Regions from separate parts of the Homo sapiens genome. Here region 2 is linked to region 1. A link is a contact called in ENCODE Hi-C or POLR2A ChIA-PET data. All regions are on one chromosome and are shown on one strand. Each heading gives the region's core, a stretch centred on a gene start or an enhancer-like site at or near the end of the contact. The rest is flanking DNA. Distances are from core to core; before and after follow the strand shown.

Evidence for each region. A loop is a pair of places that touch in the nucleus more often than their neighbours do. ChIA-PET counts read pairs that join two places held with the same protein, here RNA polymerase II (POLR2A). Pooled maps may share reads with other maps.
Region 2: a map of endothelial cell of umbilical vein shows a loop between it and region 1 (4-fold over the local background). The contact joins two enhancer-like sites. A Hi-C loop is called at or near these places in 2 of 168 maps with a recorded cell type or tissue (K562 and endothelial cell of umbilical vein) and 7 of 50 pooled maps. POLR2A ChIA-PET finds 5 or more read pairs at or near these places in 2 of 52 experiments (OCI-LY7 and activated B cell).

What each region holds. Positions count from the first base shown.
Region 1 is chr2:145,747,915-145,755,256 of GRCh38, forward strand. No RefSeq gene overlaps it. Among named protein-coding and RNA genes, the nearest start is that of LINC01966, 870 kb to the left of the region's middle. RefSeq lists a silencer at 1,237-1,316 and an enhancer at 4,121-4,170. Within about 2 kb of position 4,422, at least 12 of the 41 ENCODE cell types and tissues checked have a DNase peak (open chromatin) inside an H3K27ac peak, as active enhancers do; they include endothelial cell of umbilical vein, where a contact is called at or near this core.
Region 2 is chr2:144,592,598-144,599,939 of GRCh38, forward strand. No RefSeq gene overlaps it. Among named protein-coding and RNA genes, the nearest start is that of TEX41, 72 kb to the right of the region's middle. Within about 2 kb of position 3,819, at least 7 of the 41 ENCODE cell types and tissues checked have a DNase peak (open chromatin) inside an H3K27ac peak, as active enhancers do; they include endothelial cell of umbilical vein, where a contact is called at or near this core.

The DNA of each region.
Region 1 (7,342 bases), core at 3,172-5,671:
TTTACTAAATGAATCACCTTGACTAATAGGCAGAGAATAGATACAATGATTGAAAAGTAGAAATGTTCTTGAAGAGAGGCAATGCTGCCTCGGTCCTGGGGTATGGCAATGACAGTAGCAAGAAGTGGTCCAATGTAAGACATCTTGAAGAAAGGGCTAACAGAAATTATCAATGTGCAGTATGAAAAAAATGAGGCAGAAAGGATAATTGTAAAGTTTGGGGCCTTAATACCTGAAGTAATGGAGTTACATTTTATTTGGAAAGGTGAGCTTGGGGAAGAAGCAGATTTGGGGGATAAAACTATATTTTATTTTTGTTAAATTAAGTTTGAGATGCCTATTGAGCATCAATGAGACTCAATGGAAATCTTGAGTCTGGAGCTCAAGGGAGAAGCCTGTGATAGATACATTTTAGGGTCATCCATATAAAGATGATATTTAACATCTGCAATCTGAATGAGACCACCAAAGGGATGAGAAAATAGACAGAGAGGAGGAGTTTCAAGGGCTGAGTCCTTTGAAGAGTATCCAGCAATCAGTCAGAGAATGGAGTGATTATATTGTAAGAATGTTGAGACTATGTCCAGTTGTTCTTAGAAACTTGTGCTGGAGAATTATACTATTGGTAGGCATTGGTTACATTTTCTGCCCTCTTTTTGAGGCCTCATGAAAGAAAGTTCTTTCTAGTCCTAGAACTATGCATAATTATGTTCCTCCTGAAAAACTATTTTATTATATTATGACACTATGAATTATAAAATAGTTTGTAACTTTTTTTTATTTACAGTTGCTTCTGAAAGCATACAGTCTAATTGGTTAGACACTCCTAGCAAGTGTAAAATCCCTTAGGGAACAAATTTTATGTACTAACCTCGCTTGTGACTCTTTCTTATCTTTCCTACCGTTATTTTACCTTTGTTCTGTTCCCTAAACACACTTAATCTTTAATTTTACTTTATTATGTTGCAATTTTACATACTTATGTAAGTTACTGTATATCATTTCTGGAATTAATAAGAGCATTAATAGGTTTATAGACAGTAGAGGATAGACAGATGATAGATGATACATAGATTAGATAGATTGGTAGATAGATAGATACATTGATTGATAAGGCATCGATAGTTTTAAACACAGTAAGAGTCACATATTTTGGTTTCAGTGGCATTTTGAAGGAAGTGTGCTGTTGTTGGGCAGTGTCTTGTGATAGAATGTCAACAGGTCTGTATCTGACTGATAAAGAAACTCAGTCGGTTTCTATTCTGTGCATCATATCAAGACAAATGCAAGTTACAGGATGTAGCCCTCTTCCCTATACTATTCTCCACTTGCATTTATTTTCCCTACACATATTGAAATCTGAAAACTAGGCTGAACTAAACATTAGAGAAGCTTCTATAGTGAGTTTAGCTTCCCTTGAGCCATGTGCAAATGAGCTTATTTTATACATATATATTTATATAAAATCTGCTCTCATAATACACATTGGTCAAAATGCCTTTGTCTGGTTTAAAAAAATAATATGTGCACTCCACCAAAAAAGTTCTACAGCTATTTTTCACTGTATGTTCAAACAAACAAAGGAGACAAAAAGAGAAACTAAAGATTATTTTTAATGATAACAAGCCAAAACTTCACCTCGAAATTACACGTGCACACTGAATTCTGCACATGTCCAATGGAAGCTCTCACTTAAAATCAAATTATTTTTCAAACTAAAGCTGTGAAGACTTAAACTGGGAGAATCTGAGATCTGGCCCCTTTTATAATACTTTGAAGTACAGCTGGGAAGTTAGGATTTCTGGAAACCTATCTTTGATTTCCACTAAATTTATTGCATCACACATTTCAATTTTGCCTTCATTGTGCATCCATTAAACCATTAAAAAGTATACAGTTCTTGCAAGGGGTAGGATTGGGAGAAGTGGGGTTGGGATTATATTTAAGTCTTCACTGTGGGAAAATTCCTGAGTTCCTCATACCCTGTTAATATTCAAAGGTAGCTGTTGATCAGTTATCTGACAGGTAGAGAATAATTCACATTGCCACAAAATTACAGTAACCTTTTTGGAAATGTCTTGTGGTTGAACATTTTTATTCCTTGGTCAGGCAAATAAGATCACCATTATATTCAGAGAGGATGCTTGAGTCTGCGCCTCCTGTTTAGGAGAATTAATATATTCTTAGGACAACTGTCACACTACACAAACCCCGTGCTATCTGCAAACAGCTTGGGGAAAATATTTCCTTAGGTCTGACATGAACTAGGCACCTCTTTTATGATACTTTTTTGGCAGAGAGAACCAGCCTCAACAAACCAGCTTCTTTCCAGTCATACTGCGTACACATCCACCACCTCTGGCCTTATTTTTAAACCCAATGATGATAATAATTTTAAGGGCTGGGAATTATGAAGGCTTACTTGGCAGAGTCTTCCTATTGTGAATGATAAATCAAACTTGGGGTGCTTGCCAGCAAAAAAGTTCTTTCTTATCTCAGTAAATAAGTGAGGGTGGGCCTGATAAAGGCAAGACAATTTGGTAAGAATATTGTGATAGGGGCAACGGGTGGGCTTTGATATGGTTTTATTGCCTGCCTCATTTCAGTTTTTGGCTCACACACATTTGTCCACAAGCAGTGTCAGTTGGCTTTTTCCTTTCACAGCAGATTTTCTTACCTTGTAAGTAGAAACCTACGTTAACCCTCTGCCAGTAAAAATAAGAGAAGCATTTTCTAAGCATATTTCTAATCAGCCATTCCTCTCAATAAGTGGATCTGTAAGACTGCAAACATAAAACATTGTTTTCTAGTCACCCCGATTTCCTAAGTGTGTAAATCCCCACATCTCTTCCCCTTTACAGCGCGCTCTCACTTGCATGCTACTAGTTTGCATTCTAAAATGCCACCTGTTGAAAATAAAAGTCTCATGATATTTGCAAATTTTGGTTCATCCTGGTTTAGCTTTACACAGCAGTCTAATTTCACCGTGCTTAGCAATTACTTTTATTAGTTACTCCACCCAACAATCATATGATGTCAGAAACTTCATCTATTTCCCTGTCTTTATCTCTCCCTCTCATTCATTTCTTTCTCTTTTTTCTCACATATTAACACACATACACCCAGTTATTATCACTCAAATCATTTTAGCAGATCTCTACATGTGTCTCAAAATATTCCATATAACTCAAAATAGCAAGTACTTGAAAAGATAGTTATCATCCCTCTGAACAGGCAAGAGCAACTGAGACATAGAGATATTTCTCTGATTAGAGATTTGTTGTTTTAGAAATAAGTTACATAAAATGTCCTACTGCTTTTAGCTGTATCTGTTGCAACTTTGAGCAACTCAGTTTCTTCATTGGATAATATGAGGGCAGTGGATGAGGTCCACAGTGTCTCCCAGGGATATCGTTGTACAGTTCTATTTCCTCCAGGGCACATGTGAAATAAGTGAGGGATCTTTATGTAGACACAGCTTATCAGTCCCAAAACAGTGTCCCTCCTGTAGATCACACATTTTCTGATAATAACCTGAGGGGAAGAGGGGCAAGGTTGCCTGTTTCCTGACATCCTGCTTTGCATACCCAAGACACCTACTTTATTAAAAAGTTAACTTTGCTCCAAAAAAATTTTTCCCTAAGTTTTTCAAGATTGATTGTTTCCTGTTATTGTTGGAGGTTTGCTTTCTATGGTCATTTGGTAAATAAATAGCTTTATAGGGGAAAACAAATGGCCTTGTTTTGTTTTTCTACTCCAGGGTTTATGTGTTAAATTTCAGCTATGTCGTGTACTCACAGCTTAGTGCTTCAGACGGTTATGGGGAACTAGGAATTCTTAAAGGGGTAGGACAGGATGTCCTTTTCTATCGCTCAATGAGTCATGGAGGATGAATGCCGTTTCAGGGGTTCTGTAGTTGTGATTTCAGTCAAGTTCCAGTGGCTTTCAACCACTTCTCTAAATCTGAATGAAGAAGCAGCCACAGGGACTGTGTGAATTATGCTAAGATGCATTCCCGTTAAGTGCTGAAGTGGCCTTTGCAGTGAATCCTTAAACTTTACAATGCCAGCAACAGCCTATCCAGAGACAGGGCAGAACCCCGACATATACCCTCTTCCATGCCCACATAAGACATTTGCATTTATCTCCATTCTTATTGCATTGAGCATCTCTGTCTCCTGGTCAGCAACCTCTGTGTCTTTGGAAAGTCAGGCCTCACTCAGAGCATGCTCCCTTCTCAGGCATTGTGACAAGATTGTGTTTCGGTTCCAAAGGGTTAATCCCAAAGTGAATTCTTTGCATGTGTAATTCAATACTTCATAACTGCTGAAAATTGGAGTCCACATAATTTATTTTCTTTGGTCGGGCACATTTGCCTCATGCTTGGCCGGGGCTGACTTCAGAGAGACACACCTAAAACTCTCAAGTGTCCCAAGTGGCCCATGTCAGTTGTACAGAGAGATTGTGGTACTTGGACAGAGCCCAAGGATTAGGTGTTCCTGAGAAGGTTTTTTTGGCTCTACAAAGCCTTAGGATGTCATGGGAATAGGCTGCACTCCCTTTTCCCCCTTGAAGGCCACATATCAACGGGGTATCTAACCACTCAGAGACAGGCTCTACACAAAGGTATACATTAAAATAAATAGAACATGCAAGCAGAAAGAACTGAAAGAGAGGGAGGAATTGCTAAGTGGAGACAGGAAACAATTGCTTCATTGTTGAGGCAGTGATCTTAGAATTGCAGAGTACAGCCCCATCTACAGGACAGTTTGTAAAGTTGGAGCTTTTGGCTTAAAACACGAGACAGAACTTTACATGCAGTTTTTAATCCAGCTCACTTTGCATGGGCTTCACCTCACTGACAAAAATCCCACATTTTTACTTAAAAATAATTGTCCCTCTTTGATGAGAGGGATTCAGAGAGTGACAGAGAGATAAGAAGTGAGGAAGAACGCGGCTTAAGGGTGCTTTCATTTAGCTCCTTTTCTTATTTTGGCAGTAAATATTCTTGTCCTCGCAATACTCATTTAATCTCTTTCTTTGCTTTCCAACAACTTCCTCTCATTTGGTTTCCTCTCATTATTCCTTGATTTGGGAGGGGGCTTGTGTATTTTCACCATTCAAACAAAATAAAAAAGCTGTGCTTGTTTGAACACCATTTTTGTGCTGGCTGGCAAGCATGTGACTTTAAAGAAGGTTCAGGTTTTTAGGTTGAAAGGAGCTGAAAAACTTTAAAGTAATAATTAAAGCCAACTCTCTACGTGCACATTCCCTCCCCTCCCTTTATTTTAAAAACCTTGCCTGCCAACGCAGTGGCTGCTGTCTTAATGCTATTTCAACAGGAGACCTGGGTTTCAGGACAAGATCCAGGCCATAGGGGAGACTTGATGGCTCGGGGAATTAGTAATGGGATTTGGAGCCCTTCATTTCTAGGTCACTGGTTTGAATAGAGCCCAGGTCAGTAATGACTGAAAGTTGTTACCACCCGATGCCTGCTCTTCCTTAGCTGATCTGAGCTTGCCTGCCACTCCATCCCTGAGTGCCTGTGGCCCGTCTGCACTAATGGCATTCATTGACAAGTTGGCTAACTTAGGCCTTAAATGTGAGGCAGCCCAGTTTCTGCCATGTGCAAACACGGGGTCCACACTCTGCTGCAGCTGCTCTTCAGGGAATAATGCAGAGAGAGACAGAGTTACAAAGCTATTTTGCCTTTCTGATTACTCTGGGACCTAGCAAATCTATCTCCACTCACCTTAAGTCTCTGAGGCATTATATCTTCAGCCATTTAAAGGTAAGATCCAGGGAGAAGAAGGAACAGGCCTCAGAGGACCAAGTTTTCAAATACTCCAAATGTATGTATTCTGAGAAGACCGATTTAAAAGATCTGAATTAGGAGCTGCTGCTGCTGTTTCTAGTACCAGATAATCATGGCCCTTTTAAAATACCGCTTGCTGGACCCCAAACCTGTGCTTACAAAGTGTAGAAAGAAGGCAGATGTTTCCAGAACTTATATTAGGAAAGTGTTTGAAAAAATAATTACTGCTTTCTTTTTGTTTGTTTGTTTGTTTACAAGAGGAGAAATGCTTGCTGTAAAAGGATGGAGATAGAGAAGGAAGGACTGTGGAAACTCAAGAACAATGCACTACATTGGCAGTTCCTGCAACCTGCTACAGCCGGAGGCCAGTCTCTATGTGCAGAGACAAACTTGCTCTGGAGCTGTGGTTAAAGAGGGGGAGGAGCTGGAGTGGGGACTAGGTGCCTCCGGAAAGGATCTGAGGCCTTTCACACAGCTACCTGTCAGTCCCTGGGCCCGGGGCTGCAACCTACACATGCTTCACTCTGTCTCTCCAACCAACACCCCTTCCCTAGAGGCAGGTGAAGCCCCTTCCCAATAAAGAATTACATTATGTATCATCAATTAAGAAATACAATTATATAAAGACCCATTTGTATCAGTCTTATATTTAGATTTCCTTTTCAGACAAGGGGGTTTTTAACAGCATTGATTTTCAGTAATAAACCAATTACAGGTTCTTACCACATTGCTAAGATACTGGATGAAAAGTTTTAACTATAGAGTTCGGTTAAAGTGGGTAATGGAAAACACAGCACTATGTTTCCATTTGTTTCTGATTTACTACTTCCAGCTCTACATTTATTCCTCTTAGATTTCCTGGATTTTTGTTTACTTGGTTTTTGTTTTCATTTCATTTCCAAGACTATTTGTCTGCTTTTTACCTTTGCATTCTCTTGTTTTGTTTAGGAAGCACAGTCGTCTACATTTTTGCTGGAAATATGGAAAAGCACTATGGCTAATGGAATGACTTGATGCCAATGATCTACCCTTCCGCTAAGCCATCAGGCTCTGCTCCTCACTCTGACAGCAGTGGACTCAGCCCATGGCACCACCCCCACTTCCAGCATCACCTGCAGGGCCTGGGCCAGTGGTTCTTTGTGTGCCATCCATTTTCTGCCTTTTCTTAGATGAATCCAACTAGTAATTGATTTTGTTATTCAGAGAATCCTAGAATCCTAGTGTTGGATGGAGGCTTACAGATCAGCCTCTTCACAAATTTCTCCTAGCATGGAGATCTGAGTATTGCTTGAACATGTTTTGAAGAAGCACTCTCTCCTCTTCTAGGCTTTCTATTCCATGTTTGTTTATTGTCTCACACCAGTCAGGAAATGGGGCTACAGCGGTAAACAAAATTGCCTCTGCAGAGCTTGGAATTGAGTACAGAAGAAGAATCACCCCGTAATTGCAAAGATGTTGAAAGTTCATCAGCATTGTTCACTACCGTCTTTCCTAGGTTGAATCTGAATCAAACCCACATGTCATGAA
Region 2 (7,342 bases), core at 2,569-5,068, 1.2 Mb before region 1:
GAGATGTTCTCAGTGCAATCAGCCGGAACTGAAAAATTAAGATTTTGTTTTGTGCAATGCTAGTTGCCTTGCCAGTCTCAAGCTGGCACTGTGGGCTTGCTGGAGCTGCTGAGCCTGAACTGAGGAAAGGAGACAGTTTGCTTCGGGTTTATTACCCAGCCTCACCATGCGTATCAATATGTTTTTGATTTTGTATTTCAAAAATAAGGTGAATGATCTCGAAAGGAAATCATTGCAGGCGATTTTATTTTTTGCTTTTTCTAATGGACAATTAAAAAGCAATCCTGGTCCTATTCCAGAGATTTTCTCATTTCTCAGTACAACTGTAATTTAGGCACACTGAATAGTGTAATGGTGTTATTAGATATTATCGTGTTTATTTTATTCATGAAAATATGTGACACACCTTATTTGTATTCTCCTCCAGGAAATGTCCTGGAATGGGTTTTGTCCTAGTTCCTTTTTGTGCCTGTCATAAGGTGTATGTTAGAGTTTCAGTTCCTAAAAATAAAATAGAATTTCTTTCTTTCTTTCTTTTTTTTTTTTTTTGGAGAGCATAATGATTTTGAGCTTCGAGGAGTTTCAATAGACTATTGTTGTTTGTTTTCTTACAAGGATCCAGCCCACCAAGTCGCACTATGACACACTTCCTATGTCCATGGCAGATATTTATATTTATATTTCAAATTAAAACAAGTATAATTTTCTTCTGAAATTTTTTTGGAATTTTGTTTTTCGTGATCTGTAAGGTAATTGGAGATACCCCAGGCTGTCACAAAACCAGAGCTGGGAATCACTGCTTTAGTGATTAGCACTTTGTAAGCTTTCAAAAAATATTAAAACCAGGATAGGTTGTCTAATTTCTAATGGGTGGATTCACTTTAGTATAATGTAATGTGTTAACAAATGCTCAGAGAGGAGGTTGTGGATCCAGAAAGATGGCTTTTGCAGAAGGCTTTTATCCAAATTAATTCAAAAAATAACAGGAACAGTTGTGTATTGAGGCAGAAGGAATAAGGTGACTCAATTAAATGACAGAGAAATCTCCAGGAAAAAAAACTGTCTTAAGTCAACCCAACCCTAACAGTACAATTTTCATCACTGGAGTCAATAATCCTGTAATAAATGCATAATAACTTTTAAAAAAGGATTCTTTTATTAAGTACTTTTGTATGGTTGGCTATGAACCAAATATTGAAACCAAATATTGCTTTTCTTTACTTTAAAATTGATAAAGCTATCTTCTATGTCTCTAAAGAGAATCTTAAGTGAGAAAGATAAAAAAAGTAATTTGCAAATAAATTCACCTGCTGCATTTGTGCCTGAAGCATCCTATATTTACCTAATTCATTTTTGGCCCTTGCTTAGCTCTAGCCATGGCGACACACTGAGAAATTAATGCCAAGTCCTCCCGGCTTTCTGGAACATTTGCACAGGCAGCAGTGAATAAGCATGGGTACAGAAGCCTTAAGGTTTGGGTCCTACTCAGGAGGGGTCTTCAGAGCTGGTCTTCAGCAGTTTCTGAAGAACCATTGTGCAGTCTGGCTAATTGGTACTGTTAGCCTGTTGCCATTTAGGGAAAGCAATTTGGTCCCTGCCCACATTTAGAGTTGGGCTCAACACACTGGTAGTCCTGGATTGAGAGAGCTCAGAATCTGTCAAGTTGATACTAAAACCTAAATCTGCTTTGTGGGTTTCTGAGACAGATTTTGGAAATTTTTGTGGTGATCATGGATATGCAATTCACAGATCTACTACTGTATACAGAGTTTGAAAAGAAAGTCGAGTAAATTAACAGGTAGACTGAGAGAAGTTATGTTATCCTGAAAACACTTCTGTTTTCTAGTTTGAGCATCTTTTAGTAGGGATGTCTGGTTTGGGTTTCATGAGTTTTTTGCCTGGTGGTCTGCAGGGTAATTTACATTCCAAAAGATAGGCTAGGCTGTCTTCCTCCTGCTCCTGAAAGCTCTGGAAGGTGTTCTCATACCTTCCACATAGTTGTTTCCACAGCCTGTTTTGGGAAGATAATCCTCTATCACTTGATCAGTACAGGTAGCATCTACCTAATACTCCAGTGGTTTTGATTATATTTTTACTATAACTTTTTCCAAGGAATAAAATCGTCTACTGTCTTTAAAAGAGGATATTTAATATTATTTGGAAAACAGTCTCTTTCCTTGTTAACTTTTCCTCATCTTTACCATCTAGATTTGCAGGTACAAACACAAGTGAAGAACCACTTCATACCAGCGGTGATGCTGTGGTCCTGAAGGTGCCAGCTCCTGTATACTTCCCCCTCATTTATTTTTTTTCTTAAAATTAAATTTTCATTTATGTAGTTTACTTCTTAGCTCTCTGCTATTTTTATATTATATCTCACAATTTAGGATTTGCTTGGAATGTAAAATACATTTCAAGCTTGAGGAAGAACAAGACTAGATAAATTCATAACAATTAGCCCTTCTTTTCTTTTCCAGAATGATTGAGAAGGGGAGGAATTGATCCCATTCTACTTGGGGGCAATTAGGCTTTCAGTCTGTGGCTCAGTTCACAAGCATCTGATGCCAGTGGTGCCAAGGTCAAGGGTTTGATCCTCATGTGGGTCAGTTTGCTGCGTGTTTTCTCAACAGATTGTGTGGAAAGTGTGCAGTCACTGGGAAATGCCGGTCATTAAGGGGACTGGTGAACAGATGGGTGGTAGGTGAAAATCTAGCCTCACTCCTGGAAAAACAAAGCCCGTGCCATACTGTCTTTTTTTTTTGTTTTTTTCATCTGGACAGAATGCACCACTTAAAATGTGAGCTTGTTACTCAACCTTCCTTCATCTCTGTTTCCTCATCTGTAGAACGGAGATAAGATTTGCTCCCTTTCTACCTCACCAGGATCTGTGAAGATTAGATAATGGCTGTAAAGTCCTTATACAAAGGTACATACATTACCATAAACAAAGAGATTAGCTGACAAATAAAAAAGAAAATATTGAAAGGACCCCCCAAAGTGTATTGCCTAATACTTTTGCATTAGTATCAGTAGTTTGCAGTGCAATCCATTTGGAGTTTGGTTTGGCTGAAAAAAGTTAGGTGTGAGTTGTATAACCTCTCTATTAGTAAGGATAAAAAAATGGTTTGATAGTGAACATTTGTATTAATAAAAACAAAGTGGGCTTTGAATCTGAAACAGGTTTCATTTGAAAAGGAGGTGAAGGCAAAGGTCTCTAGGAACATATGTGCCACTGAGCAATATTTGCATATATTTGATCTGCAAGCACGCTTCAGTGATTTTCACAGTATACCTTGGAGTTTAGGTTGTAGCAAAGAGCCGTTACCATTGCTCAGCAGCACGATCTACTCTCTCCAGCTTTATTATGGCATACAGCGACAACTTCATTTTTAGTGTTAAAAAAAATCCTCTTCACTTAATTCAGACAGTGACCTGCAGGCCTCATTCTGACTGAAGGAGCCATTCAGAATACTTCCAGACAAAAGCAGGGCTTTTTCCTAGCAACCAGATCAAAGCCAAATCTCCCAGAATAGCTCCCTCCCAGGTTTCCTTTGGCGCATAGGTTCACAAGGATTGTAAGGCTCGTGGTATCCAGTTCAAACTTCTCTTTCACACTGCAATGGAAAGGAAAACTCCTGAGGAATTTTCACAGACTCTGAAAGCTGGCGAGCCTTGCAAAGAGCACTTAATCCTGGGAGAACATGGTGGTCATTGGGAGCATCCCTAACTTTGTTATCGCCTGCATCTGCATGTACATTCTGTCGGACTCTCAGAGAATGAGGTCTCTGTTTCCTTTCTGCCAGTACCTAATATCAGCTATGCCCAGGAGCCGGCTGATGAAGACTTCCTGTTTGTTTTGAGTCACTGTTAGAGTGATAAATATACTTTAGCTTTCTGCTTCGAGAGGAAAGAAACCAGCTGCCCTGAACTGAAGAGAAAAATGCAGAAATTCCACTGAATGGCCCTGTTATCATGGAGTTTCAAGGGCAGCATAAAAATGAAAACTATAAGCCTGGGCAAAATGAATAATTTCCATATTAAAGCATTTTGCTGCATGCATAGACCTAAGTTGTTTGTCTTTAATCATTTAGGCGAACCATGCATTTTTCACTCTTCTAAGACTAACTCAGCGTTTAGAAATTTTTAAAAAATGTAAACTTACACTACAGAGTAATGGTAAGTTATATAAATAAACAATTACAGTTGTGGTTTTTTGATCTGACCACAAGCTTTTAATGCCACTTTTTTTTTTTGCATGAACATATAATGCTTCTGGATAAACAATAATGTTTACATTGTCAGGGCATCTACTGTTGTATTGAGTCATTTACATACATGATTATTTGGATATAGAGTAACCCAAGAACAAAAGAATATTATAAAATTATTTAAAACCAGAATGACAGGAAATCCTTTACAGCTTAAATAGCACTTCTTAAATGAACTCATAGACTTTCTAAGTTGTGTTTATATCTCATTTTTGTCCTTTTATTTTGAATAAAATAAAAGGATGTTGGATTTGATGACCAGTGTCCTTTGAGTGGAAATTACTATGTTAACTCTGACCTGGAAGACAGTGAATTTAGAATGCTTGTTAATGTGAATGTCGTGATCACTGCATTCGGCGGGCTTTTCTTTTTTAGGCTTGGTATAGACTTGACTTCTAGAAGTTGCGAGTTGGAAAACATGGCAACAATTTGCATGTGCTTGGAGTGGGTATGAGTTGCTTATTTCCTCCCAGTAGGTATGGTCTCATTAAAACTATTTCTAATAGTAGAAGATGAGTAATTTGCTAATAATCTATGATAAATCTTTCTGTCCAGGATAAAAGAAATGTTTAATTAGGAAATTCAAAATAAAATTAGCATTAACACTTTCATGCTGTCAAATTAGTGATGTAGACAGGGAGGCAGGATGGTGTGCATCGGCCTTATGTCAATGTATCTGGATGCATTTGTAAATTAAGACTTAAAAATGCACATGATTAGCTGTATGTAAAAAGGTTCCTCAACATACTAAAGTCAATGATTGGGCCATCAACACAGCGGCTTCCTAGATGGGAGAATTCCAGCGCCAAAGGCTTAATGGAGAATGGGTCCTTAGCCTTTAAAATCTCACATCAAAGGAAAATCATGTGAAAGCGGCAACCCATAAAGGAGGACATGCATTTAGAGATGCTCTGCACATTAGTTAAAACAAAGCCAATTATGCTAAATATTGTTTTTACATTATAAATATGTTGTATGTACTGTGTGTCTTTTTTATATTCTCACTTTACTGACAGAGGGAGGAGGAGAAGGAAGTATTTTTAAAACATGACTAAGGATGGAAGGATTAAAGGACCGAATAATATATTTTCTTGTCATAATGGAGACCTGTAAGTACATGAACTTAGAAATAATAGAACCAGAGAATGGATGGTATTAGGAGGAGAGGAAAACAAATAGCAAAGCCAATATTTTCTGTGGGTAGGAAAGAAGGGTATAAAATTTATTAGATAAGTGTATTGCAAAGCCAAGTATGGCAGGGAACAATTTTAGTGGATATATCTGCTTCTGTACTTTTAAGAGGAGGTTAGAATTTGACATAAATAGATGAGATGGGGTTTAGGTGAGGTGTTTTTGGTAAAATCTATCATTTAAAATAAAATGGAACTTTAATTGGGTGGGACCTATCACTTACCAAATGTAAAAAGGTGTGATAAAACCGCGCTTTACTTTTTTCAGCACTAATGAATGTCAAATACCTAGTGCTGAAGTGAAACTATTATGGTCAAATTGACGCTACACATGTCAAATCGTCATTCTTCTCAGCAACAGTAATTGCTTAGATTGTTTAAAACTAGCTTTGGTTGTGATGGTACATTTGTGATCCAGCCTTAAGGAATGAAAAAGCTGTAGGAATTCTCCCCACTTATAACCAACATCCATTTCTACATGATTGAATAAGAACATAATAATCACTTCTTATGTTTGCAGATTACACTACAATTTACGAAATGCTTTCACTTGTAACACTTTGAGTGATCCTTGGTTGTGTCTGGTTCTGGTTGTAAATGGGAACAGTAACAGGTAGTCCTCTGTCCTATGCCAGTGGCCATGATGCCAGCAATGTGGTTCCTTTTTAGGGGGCAGCCATGTCCCCCACCCTGCCTAACAACATTTCAGGAGCATCTTCCTATGAAGCAGATGCTGGAAAATGAGTATTTTTGAGTGTAGTCACTTGTAGAAAAGTGAAATCAAAATGTGTTCCATAGCAATTAACCCCATATTTCCCTAAACTTATCGTGACACCACATTCCTGATCACAAGAGTTTTAGACTGTTCTTTTGAAGAAGGTGAGGAATAGGCAGGGGAATAACGACTACGAGATATTTAGAATCATTTACTGTGTGAGTGAAGGCTTTTAAAAAAGAATTCATTTACTGGAAGTAATGAGGATGAGGAGGGGTTTTTCACACCTGTTTTCACACTTATGAGGTGATAAGTCCAGCCCTCACGAATAAAATGGCAGGTTTCACACTAAACCCACCCAGGCATACTCCTCTAGTCTCCTAACTCATTTATTCTTTGAGAATAAAGAGTCAGAGGCAAGATCGCTTGCTCAAATGAGTGTCGGAGAGTAGTTCCTGTCATTCTTGCTTTGCCATGCTGTCTTCCAGATAGATGTATATGCCATGATCTGCATATCATGTATGGATCTCCAGACCACCATTGCTAGTCTCCAACGACTTTCACTCTAGACCAACAACCTTCTTCTTTGTACTATTACTCTTGATCTTTATATTCAGTGAATTAGACAACTGCATTTATAAATTTTACCAACTGGACTCACACAGTTTTTACATGTCTTGGGTCCTCTTGACCACCATTTCTATCCTGCTTCAGGTACTCATTGACATGAATGTAATTTAATTCACACCATATTTCACCTCTCAAAATGCCTATGTGGTCACAATCTAGAGTCATGGAATGTTTCTTCAAGTGGAATCAACCTCAGAGATTATGTAGGGCAATATCTAAAAACCAACGAACAGAACTCTTGTTTACTGACTCTCAGGCTCATTCTTTAGCATTTTTCATCAGGTCAGGAAATGCCACCCTCATCTACACAGTTGTTGAAAAGAAAAACTCCCAGGACTCCTGCTTGATTCTTATGACCTTCACCACCCTCTATCTAGTCATCAGTCAATCTTATCTTCTTGCTATCTTGAATCTATCCAATTCATTTTCAAGAGCCAGCCATCATCTCTCACCTTGATATGGTAAAAGCTTAAAATGCACCTCCTTGCTGCATATTCTCTCACATTTTCCTGTGTTATTTTCTACATATCACTTTCTGA